Regions from separate parts of the Homo sapiens genome. Here region 2 is linked to region 1. Evidence: chromatin contacts called from ENCODE Hi-C data. All regions are on one chromosome and are shown on one strand. The core of a region is the stretch at or near the end of the contact, and the rest is flanking DNA. Distances in the headings are between cores, read along the strand shown. Region 1 has its middle 280 kb from the start of LINC00595. Region 2 has its middle 310 kb from the start of LINC00595.

The links. A loop is a pair of places that touch in the nucleus more often than their neighbours do. Pooled maps may share reads with other maps.
Region 2: a loop to region 1 is called in a pooled map, with 2.2 times the contacts of the local background. The contact joins two enhancer-like sites. A Hi-C loop is called at or near these places in 1 of 168 maps with a recorded cell type or tissue (Caco-2) and 4 of 50 pooled maps.

What each region holds. Positions count from the first base shown.
Region 1 is chr10:78,540,522-78,545,824 of GRCh38, reverse strand. No RefSeq gene overlaps it. Among named protein-coding and RNA genes, the nearest start is that of LINC00595, 280 kb to the right of the region's middle. RefSeq lists a silencer at 1-7 and an enhancer at 1,762-2,263. Within about 2 kb of position 1,989, at least 15 of the 41 ENCODE cell types and tissues checked have a DNase peak (open chromatin) inside an H3K27ac peak, as active enhancers do.
Region 2 is chr10:78,577,631-78,582,933 of GRCh38, reverse strand. No RefSeq gene overlaps it. Among named protein-coding and RNA genes, the nearest start is that of LINC00595, 310 kb to the right of the region's middle. Within about 2 kb of position 2,738, at least 2 of the 41 ENCODE cell types and tissues checked have a DNase peak (open chromatin) inside an H3K27ac peak, as active enhancers do.

The DNA of each region.
Region 1 (5,303 bases), core at 740-3,239:
ACTGCAGCTCTTCATCTCCATTGCTGTAGCACAAAACAGAATGACATCCTATGGAAAGTACAGAGTTCCTAGAAAACAATGATACTGAGTTTTTAGCAGCCAAGGTCACCTAGGCATGACAGAAACTCTTAACACTTACGTTTTTGAAGTCAGAAGAGGATATTTGAGCTCAGACTGGGCTATGTGGGACCAGGTCACTGTGAGACACCTAAGGAGGATGCAGAGACGGCACCCTTCCTAGACAAATGCCAGGGACACCCTTCCTAGACAAATGCCCAGGCATGAATATGGGTGAAGTCTTCCCTGCAATTCCAGCAGCTTCCTGCCAACCCTTAGCCCACTCAAGCCTACCTGTGGACCACCTGTTATGGACTGAATGCTGGTGTCTTTCCAAAATTCATATGTTGAAACCTTACCACTCAGTGTAATGGGATTAGGAGGCAGGGCCTTTGGGCGGTAATTTGGTCATGAAGGTGCAGCCTGCATGAATAAAATCAGTGCCCTTATAAAAGGGACCCCATGTGAGGATACGACTAGAAGTTGGTTGTCTGCAACCAGGAAGAGGGCCCTCACCATAATCTGATGATGGCAGCATGCTGATCTCAGACTTCTAGCTCCAGGACTGTGAGAAATACATTTCTGCTATTTATAAGCCATCCAGTGTACAGCATGTTTGTTAAAATACCACCATGCTTCAGGGTTGCATCTCTTTGTGTCTATCTCAGCCCTGTTGGATCTAAGCTGCATTTTGCACCTGAGATTCTGGAGCCCAGGTCAGCAGCTGCCCCGCCCCGGGGTTATCTCCAGTAGTGCACAGGTGACACCTACATTGCATGTCCTTGGTCTTCACAATTCAACCAGGCATTGACTAGCAGTGGGAATGTGCTAAGGGAGCCATGCCAGGCAGGGTGTGCTTTTGTACAAACTGACTTAGCTTTTAAACAAAAACTGCTTTGGCCAGACATTTGTGTGCAAGCATCAGCTTACAGCAGGGAACAGCACTCTGTGGGCTCACGAAAAATATATGGAGGAGGCCAGATGGAGGTGTGCTGTGGCTGTGGCCTGCTGCATGGTGACAAAGGGCTGGAGGCTTTGAGTTTTGTTTGTTTTCCAAGTCCAGACCAGCAGTGGACGGGGAATCTGGAGGCCTGCTTCCTAGTCCCATGTCTGACACTCTGTTACCCAAGAACAAGGCTCCTGATGCCACAGGATCTCAATTTTCCTGTCTATGACACAGAGGGAGGTAGTGGATTACATGCTTTCTTGCCTCTGGCCTAAGCACGTTCCGATTATATGCCGAAGGAGGAGGCAAGACAAGATAAGAGGTCTCGCTTCAGCCGTTTCCTCCTTCAGGGTCTGGTCTGGGTCTCCTGATACCCAATACCAAGTGGTCCCCATCTACCCCTCCCCTGGTCCTGAAAGCTGGGGCTTTGTGGCAGGTAACACAACTTGCCTTGTGTTCTTCACTTGAGTGCTCTTGAGTTTCTGCTCCCCAGAAAGATCAGTTTCTTGCCAATGTCATCACTTTTAGCCAGCAGGGACCTATCAGCGGCTCCATCAGGCACTGGGGGCCCCAGCCCCCCTTGGCTTAAAGTCTGAGCCCTGGGAACACTGGGGAAACTTAATTCTCGAACACCTTCCACTCAAAGAGCCACTGTTCTGCAGAACCAGTGCTGGCCCCTGTATTTCAACAGCTTTCGGGTGGGTTTCCCACCCCAGACGTCGATAGGGCCTGAAACGCCTGTGAATGTATTGACCTGACTTCACCCGCAGGCTCAGTTTCAAAGGGTTGGCTGAGCTCTGAGCCCGCCCTCATTCCATCTGAGGCTCAGCTCCTGGAAACCTCAGGCTGGATCTCAGTTACTGGGAAGCCTTGCTCTGAATGTGGGTTTTCACTCAGTGTTTCCCGATGAGCCATTTCTTGTGGCAGGACGCCCACCTCTTAGGGGAAACAGCCTTCATTCTGGGAACTTCTTGCTTCATCTCTCCTTCTGTCTATGCCAGAGGTTGCTATGAAGGGGCATGCACTTAGCTGGCAGGAGAAACGGGGTGCAGCTGTGCCTGCCCTTCTTTCTCACTGCCACTGTGCCACCTTGGACGAGTCATTTCTCCTCTGTGGATGCCGGGTTCCCCCTGGGCTTATAGCAGTAGGTCTGCCTTTCTCATTGAGAGAAATAAAAGTGCTTTGTAAATAGGAAGCACTACGTAATGCTATTAGGGAATCCACTCAACAAGGAGTATTGGGGACTTTTTGCTATTTCCCTTCCTGTGACTGAGAAATTAGCAGGCACAGATTGTGAAAAACCAGCCGGCTCTTTGGAATTACAAATGTGCACACACCATCCCACTGAGCATCATTTTCAAAAGGCATATTAAGCAGCAGAGACCACAGGGGGGACCCATGTAAACAGGCCTCAGATCCTGGTGAAAAAGGCTCCCAGAAGCTGTCGTCTACTGAGCTGTTAGGGGCTGCTCCTGCTTTCTGCCCCCAACCCCGCAGCCCTGGCTGGTGAGAACTCATCTCCCAGGGAGAGGGTTCTGGTTCATGGTGAGGGGCAGGGTCCTGGTGCCATGCAGGGCTAGTGCTGCTCCAGGTCCACAGTGTGCCTTCAAGACCCAAATCCCCCAGGGCTTGAAGCTCTCCAGAACCTCACCCCCAGATACATCTCCCAATGTCATTGGCGGCACCCCATGTTTTTTCCTGTTACCCCACAGCAGGCCAGGGGGAATGTTGCCTGTACTGGACCAGTGAGGACGCTGAAGCCCCCTGAGTTGAATGAACTGGCTGAAGACGAGGCTCCCTGTTGTGGTGCTGGAATTTGACTTGGTACCCACTCCCAGCCCTTGCTGTTCCCTCCATGCTCCCTGCTCCCTGCAGATGCACAAATGAAGACCAAAGTCTTGAAAGAAGCTAGGGTCAAGCATCATTAAACCCAGGAGTCTTGTGCTGATACAAGGCAGGGTCTCTCCGGATGTTGAGGCATCATGGCTGTGTTGGGCGGAACCCCTGTTTGTCAGCAAAGGTTGTGGAAGCTCGTGCTCACTCCTAGGGGCCATGGTGATGCAGACAAGTGAGGTGCACTGTGTTTGCCTGAGCTGCTGCGGGCTGTGCTGGGCAGGCCACTCCTCCCTCCTGAGGTGACATCCCACATGACCAGCTTCACAAGGCAGCTTTCCTGAACATGGGTGAGGGGGTTCCGTGGGGGTGGGGACGCTGCCAGGGACTTCTAGGAAGCAGACAGCGTTCAGGGCTCAGCACCACCATCTCACTGCTGTGGAAGCAAGAAAAGGAGACTATAATTCAGCTCAGGGTGGCTAATGGACAGCTTCCCAGATAACAGACAGGAGGGGGAAGATTAATTCTGAAGCAGGAATAGATGTTATTTGGGAAGGGAAGGGCATTCAAGGCAGAGATGAGGTGAAAAACAGCATCGATCATCTACCAGCTACGAGTAGTTGAATCTGACTGCAGTAGAAAATAAAGGAAGCAGGGCCAGGGAGTTGGGGTGAGGGCGTGGATGAAGCTGAGGAGCAGGCAGAGGCCAGATTGTGGCAGTCCCTGTAAGCCGGGCTGAGAGTTTGAACTTGGTCCTTAAGGCAGGGAGGGGTAAGAAGAACTTTAAACAAGAAGTAGTGTGGCTAGAGGCGGGTTCTAGAAAGATCACTCTGTGGGCAGGCGGGAGATGTTCATCCCTATGCAGGCTCTGTGAGCCAGTCTTGGTCCTGTGAACCAGAGGTGTCCCTCTAATGAAGTGCTAATTGCAAACCAGTCAGTCACACTCTGGGATGCTCTGGCCCCAACACCCAGAGTTCAGCTCTGTTCCTGTGAGTGCGGGCGTCTACCAGGAAGTGGAGCTGGCCTGTCTTCTCGGAAGCAGCAGCAATTAAAATGCAACCCTGAGACATCAAGGAGTCAGCCAACTCTGTTTATTTTTATATACTGATAAAATCCTCAGAAAGGGAAGCCAAGCTTTTCAGAGCAGCCTGCTCATGCCCACCCAGCATGCTGAGGATCTGCAGGGAGCCCCTGCTCAGAAGGGCAGTCAGTGGCTGTGTCAGTGACCACCTCAGAGGGTAAATATGAGCTGGTCTGAGGAAGTGGGCACATGGGTCTGAGGGAGTTCTGAACATGACTGCAAAGCCCAGGGTCCCCAGAGCTGCAGCTGTAGCCAGATTCAACTCAGCCAGCACAACACAGAGCACCTAGTGTGTGCAGAGATCTTTTGACAGACTTGCTGCACAGTCGAGCAGCCATCAGGGAGGGGAAGGGCCATTCTACTGCACATGCTGTTTGGATGGAAAAAGCAGCTGAACTTCTCACTGTGGGTCAAGCTGGGCCTCTCTACATGCATTTTATAATAAATTCGGCCCCTGGAATTCCCACTGGAGGAACCGAAACTTCAGATCCCAATCCCCCCTTACCCATTTCTTGTAGGAACAGAAAGTCTAAATAGTTTAGGATGCCCAGGCATGGGAGGCAGCCTCTTAGTGGCCCCCAGGACCCCTGCCTTTTAGCATTCAGCCCCGGATCTGTACCACAGTTGGTTTGTGTGACTGATTGCGTCCAGCAGAAGTGTGGCACTCCAAGGGTGGGGTATAAAAGACATTGGTGTCTTGGTCATGCTTGCTGTCTTGGGCCATTTGTTCTGGAGAAGCACACTGCCAGGTCAGAAGCATGATGGAGAGCCCACATCATGCAGAACAGGCGCCTTCTGCCAATAGCCACCAAGTGAACTAGGATGTATGGTGCCCCAGCCCCATTAAGATTTGGATGCCTGCAGCCTCAGACAACATCTTGACTGCAACTTCATGAGAGAGCCTGACCCAGAACCACCCAGTAAGACCCCTCCCAGATTTCAGACTCTGACCTTAAACTTTTTCTGACCTTAAAACTGTTGTTCTAAGCTGCTAAGTTTTGGGGTAATTTGTTACACAGCCATGGGTGACTGATACACCATGGGAGACATTTTACTATCTAGAACATGGGTTTACAGAGATGGACATGGGCCTGGATCCACACCAACCTTGTGATCTTGGGCAAGTTACTCCACCTCAGTGACTTAATCTTCTCATTCCAAAAAGGGGGTAGTAACAGTGGCAACCTCATTTGTTGTCGTGATGGTGAGGCCAGTGAATGGTGCATTAGTTCTGGTCCCAGCTCATACTAAGTGTTCAATAAACAGGACTGAGCATCAACACCATTTTTTCAGCCTTTCCTTCCAGCTATAATAAACTTCTTACAGATCTGCAAACGTATGACTCACACCTTTTCCTAGCTCTGGGCTTTGCTGCCTGCCCCTGTG
Region 2 (5,303 bases), core at 1,489-3,988, 36 kb before region 1:
GATCTGGCATGATATGGAAAAAGAGCTGTGGATTGTATTTGGGAGTGCTGGAGTTCCTTGGGCTTGTGTGGCTTGGGTATAAGCATGATCAATGAGACTGTTGAGGTCAAGGCCCTCAGGGTCACTCTCAAGCAAATTAGAATAAGACCTGCTTTATGGCCTCTGTCCCTGGAGTTCCAGGCCAGCTTTGTGGCAGAGCCTGGGCCTTCTTCCAGGTGTGGGATTGAGTTGTCAGTAATTCAAGTCCAGAACTCCACTCTGTGCTATGTGCAAGGGCCTCTGAGGGATGTGTGGCTGAAGGTCTGGCTCTGGTGACTTTGCCACAATCCCTCATCCCTCTCCTGCCTCCTACCAGCTTGGTTCTTCCTCACCAGCAATGCCCCAGAGATACCCACTTCCCTGGCAGCCCCTTCTGCCTGTTCCTGTCACCTGCCTGCTCACCCCAGGACCCTGCCACCCATCCTCAATGCTCCTTGAATCTCTTCTCCGCCTTTCTCATCCCTTTGGAATAATCATTTAAAAAAGAAACCATGCTGCTCTCTTTCCTCAGCCCCATTGAGATCTGCGCTCTCTCTGCTCCTGGCATATTTGATCAATCTTCCTCTCCTTCTTGCCGACTGTCAGGGAAATTGGAATCAGACTTAAACCTGTAATGAGATTAATGTTCTAAAGACAAGCATGTACCTTAGAGTGGAATTGGGGCTGCTGCTCTTTGATAATCTATTCAACTCATTTGGTTCCATCGTTAATAGACAGCTGTGTATTCTGTGATGATTACAATATACATTAATCAAAGACAAGTTACGCTGAGAGTTGAAAATTACACTTCCCTTTTTCCCCTTTGCAGAAAAAAAAAGAAAATATTCCACCACTCAGTGACAAGGAGAAAGGTGCTTAGAGTCGCAGAAAACAAGCAATGAGCCTTTCTGAAAGCTCTTTCTGAAAACAATGACAATTTATCCTGAAATGTCACAGTATCATTAAAATTGTCAAAACAAGAATGAGGATCAGGGAACTGGGTTGGAAAAAGAGTGTCCATAACTTGCATAAGATTCTCTGAGGAGACTTTATCCTCCCAAAAAACTTTCAGAAGTTTCTAGATCAATGATCTTCCAGGTTCCTCTTGGTGTTAACCAGGTGTAATCTTACATTTAACCAGCACTGGAGGATCTTCAAAGTCACAAAACCAACAAAGGCCACTGGACACTTCTCCACTTAGTATTCAAATGAAATTCACCAAGTATTGTTTCTTTTTGCATCCCTGCACAGGACTGGGGCCACTTATAATGACACATAAATGTGCATTAGGAGAAAAGGAGTGAGACTAGTGGGAAGAAGGCCTTCTGGGCTTGGGCTCAGATCGCTTGATTTTTGGGGGCTAGGTTGGCCTTAAAGGCACAGAATTGCTTCACCTTTCTGAACGTCGACATTGCTATCTCAGCAATGGGAAGAGCAATATTTACCAAACAAAGGCAAATCAGGGACTATAGTCAGCAGTGGGGGTAAAATGCTCCATAGAGTGAATTACATCATACAAACACACAATATTGCCCCAACAAAGCAGCTGGCAAGGTGAGGATGGAAGTGTGAGTTCCACATCTAAGTGCAGAGCCTGGGGCCAAGGGCTTTGAATGTTGACTTTGCCACTTGCTAGCACTGTGAACTTTAGAAGCTTAACTTTTTTCTTCCTCGGTTTCTTCATATTTAGACTATGGTCATAATAGTACTTACCTCTTAAGGTCATTGTGTCTCAGGGACACTAGATTAATTCATATATGTAAACAGTTAGATCATGCCTGGACACAGTGGACACTGGGTGTTGGTGATCACCACTATTCACAATCTGCAGTGGAATAGAAAACTACATGCACAAAAACCGGGGGCTAAACATCATGTGTTACAGCAGGGACCACCTCTATTTTGTTCAATCCTCTCTCCCCTGTGCTTATCTGATGTTAGAACACAGGAGATCAGCAAAAATCCTGAATAAATGCACATCAAATGTAACCATTGACTAAGTGAACATCAAATATAACTCAGAACTTCACAGCAGCCCAGCAGCCAGAGAAAGGAGGCAAACATCTTGAGTCGTACAGTTCTCAACAGTTGATAAAAAGAAAGACATACATCCCATCATCAAAAGGTACAAAGTTTTTCCTAGTGCCAATTTATAAAAAGAATGTATCACTTGGGTCCCAGGTTGGTGCCAAATACTCTAATGGATCTAATGGATCATGTCTTCAATAGGAGTTAACTAGAAGATCCAGAAATTTCTTCATCTGACTTTGGGTAACAGCTGGACCATAATATTAACAAACATCTCAGAGCAGGACCTAAATAAATAAGGTCAGGACGGGTGGCTTCTTTGGTCACTTTCATAATATAAGGACCAAACTCATCCATCCTTAGAGTGGAGGTTCTTAACCCATTTTAGAGTCAGAGACCTCTTTAGAGAATCTGATTTAAAAATGAATAAATAAATAAATAAAAACCAATAACTAAAGCCTCTCTCCTAAGAAAAACATACCTGCTCTCAACATTTTGCATACAGCTATAGAGGGGTTCATGGATCCCTAAATCTCATTTATTAATCTATTAACCCGCTAGGCATCTATGAACTGAAAACTAAGAACCACTTAGAGGGGTGGCTGGAGAGATGGCCCTGAGATGCCGTGTGTGGAAACAGCCTTTCAGTGTGCAGTGGTGCAGAAGCGCAGCCATTGTTCTCCACTGTCTCAGCTGGGCTTCCTGCCAGCAGTTGGCTCCAGGCTGAGCTCTCTGGCAAGAGCTTGGAGTATGGATAGCCTCTTTTTCATTGAAGGACAGTCCACATAGTTTGGATCTAAATAGGAAAGTGGTTTAGACAACCGCCCTTTTCACCACCTTCTCAGGGAGTCAGGTCATGGGCCTAACCACCTGATGTCACCAACATCCTTTAGAAGCAGTTTTGGAGGGTTCTCATGAGCTGCAGGTGTGAGGAAGACCCTTCCAGAGCAGGAGTACCTCATCATCATGGGTCTCGGCCATGGAGAGCCATGCCTTAGAGAGACCACGACCTTTCTGGCAGCAATGGCTTCTGGTATCCCTGCCAGAGAACTGGGCAAAGCTGCTTCCAGGTCCCTGGGGAGATTTTCTTGATGAGAGAATTGCTAACTCTCCTCCTGGATGTGGGACCCGCAGCTGCCAAAAACAGACCAGTTTGGATGCGATACAAATTTTCTGCCACTCTTTCTGAGCAAAATTAGACAGTATGAGAATGCTGCTTTTGGTCCTTTCTGTAACACTGGGTGATATTGGCAACAAAGCAGAAAAGTGCCTGCATAACGGCACAAAATGCCTTTCTGGCCTCAGCAACATTCTTCTTCCCTGCCTCAACATATGCTCATCTCGTGCTCCAACTCAGGCACTCCCTACATGTCCATATCATCCCTTGGAATATGAGGCAGCTTCCATTGGTTTTAAGTACATGACATTCCTTTCACCTTTCAATACTCCTCTCAAATACGACCTGCTCTTTGAGCCTTATGGGGTATTCCCACCTAGGAGGCCCACAGCACATCCCATATCTGTTGGCCAAGGGCAACCGTGCTGGTTCATTAGAGCTGGTTCCTCATCCATGTCATGGGGACAAATGATGGCCCATGTAGAAGAGTTGTCACGAGGACTGTGTACCTTAGCATATGTAGAGTGCTTAGAACAAGGCCTGCTGCAGGAAGTCCATGAGTGCCAGCAGCAATGCTAACAATGATTATAGCCAATTAACATCCTGCAAGCACTTTCACGTCCTTTATCTCAGTGAATCATCATCTCAGGTCTCTGAGAATGACATTTGCAAGATGTTGAATCTGAGTCACCTAGAGGGGAACAACTTGTCCACAGATGCAGAGAGGAAGTGACAGGACCAAGGCTCCCCACGCAGCCATCCTCGTGGCTCCTACCAGTCATCACAGCGCCGTGTCTGGAAAAAGTGGGCCTCTGAAGAAGCACTGAATGGAAAGGGGAAAGCTGCCATGAGGGGAAGTTTGCATGTTCAAACTGCCTGCGTTTTACCAGAGGGAGACTTTGTGACAGCCTCTTTAACACCCTTCCTCACCCAAATACATTACAAACAATGTTGCCGCAGCAAATCTCAAATGAGTACATAATGATCAGCACTGACTACAAAGGTGTTACTGGGCCCACCAGCAAGTGACAATGTTATGAAAATCATCCCCTAAGAGAAGATGTCCCCATCCAACTTGAGGGACCAAAGAGTCACAGGGATGGAAGGACTCCAGGAATGTTCTCACAGAAAGGAAAACTCTAAGTCATGCTGGGGATGCTGCTGCTGCCTTGCAGAATGAGTGGGGCCAGAGACTGAAGGACCACTCAGATGTCTGTACCCGTAAACAAATCCTAGTCTCATTTCTAAAATCCAGAGCCCACCTCTACAGCTGCTTACAGGGGTCTCAGCTCTGTGGAGAGGCTGCTGAGGATCTTTATAAACCTGAGATGGCTGATTTCAGCATCAGTGTCTAGGGGAGGTGGGAACTTGGCTTTGTCTGGATATCCAGTCAATATTTATCTTTCAACTCATATTGAATTTAGCATGAAATTTTTTATTCCATACTACCTTGATTGGTATTTAATGAGGCATGAGTTGGATCTAAGAACCAAGTTAAACAACTTCTAGTTCTCTGGCCCAGGCCTATGTGTAGGGACTATGATGGGATAGCCCTAAACCTATAAACACGTGTAAGGATATTTCAAGCCTATAAACAATTTTCATACCCATGCTCTCTTTTGATTCTTAAGGTAACCCTGTGCATTAATCAGGGCATGGATCCTACACACTATGGTGCAGAAAAAGTAAATAGCTTTGTTGCAGGACTTTTCCTTAGTTAGCTAAAGACAGAGTTCTTGTCCGTCCCACGGACACAAAAATTTAGGCTTGCAGATGGTTTAAAGGGTGAGTAAAGCAGGGTCTTATTGGATGAAAAGGGGAACAGAAAAGAGGAAATAGCGATCCTCGGCAAGGCCAGAGTCCCCTGCTGGAGCACTTCCCATCGGTTGTTTGAATTCCAGGTACCACACAGGAAGAGGAGGGGCCAGGCTCCTCCCTGTTGCAAACATCCCATAAACTTCCCAAGGCTCACCTCAGTGGACAGGCTGGTTGGAGTTTCACCAGGGACACCCTCCCACTTGGCTGTCTCAGCTTGCTGCTGATCATGGAGTTACTGAAGGAACCAAGAGAATTTCTGCATCCAGGACTCTCTCATCCTCCCACCAAATATCTGTCCAAGTGATCAATGACTGAGAGAAGG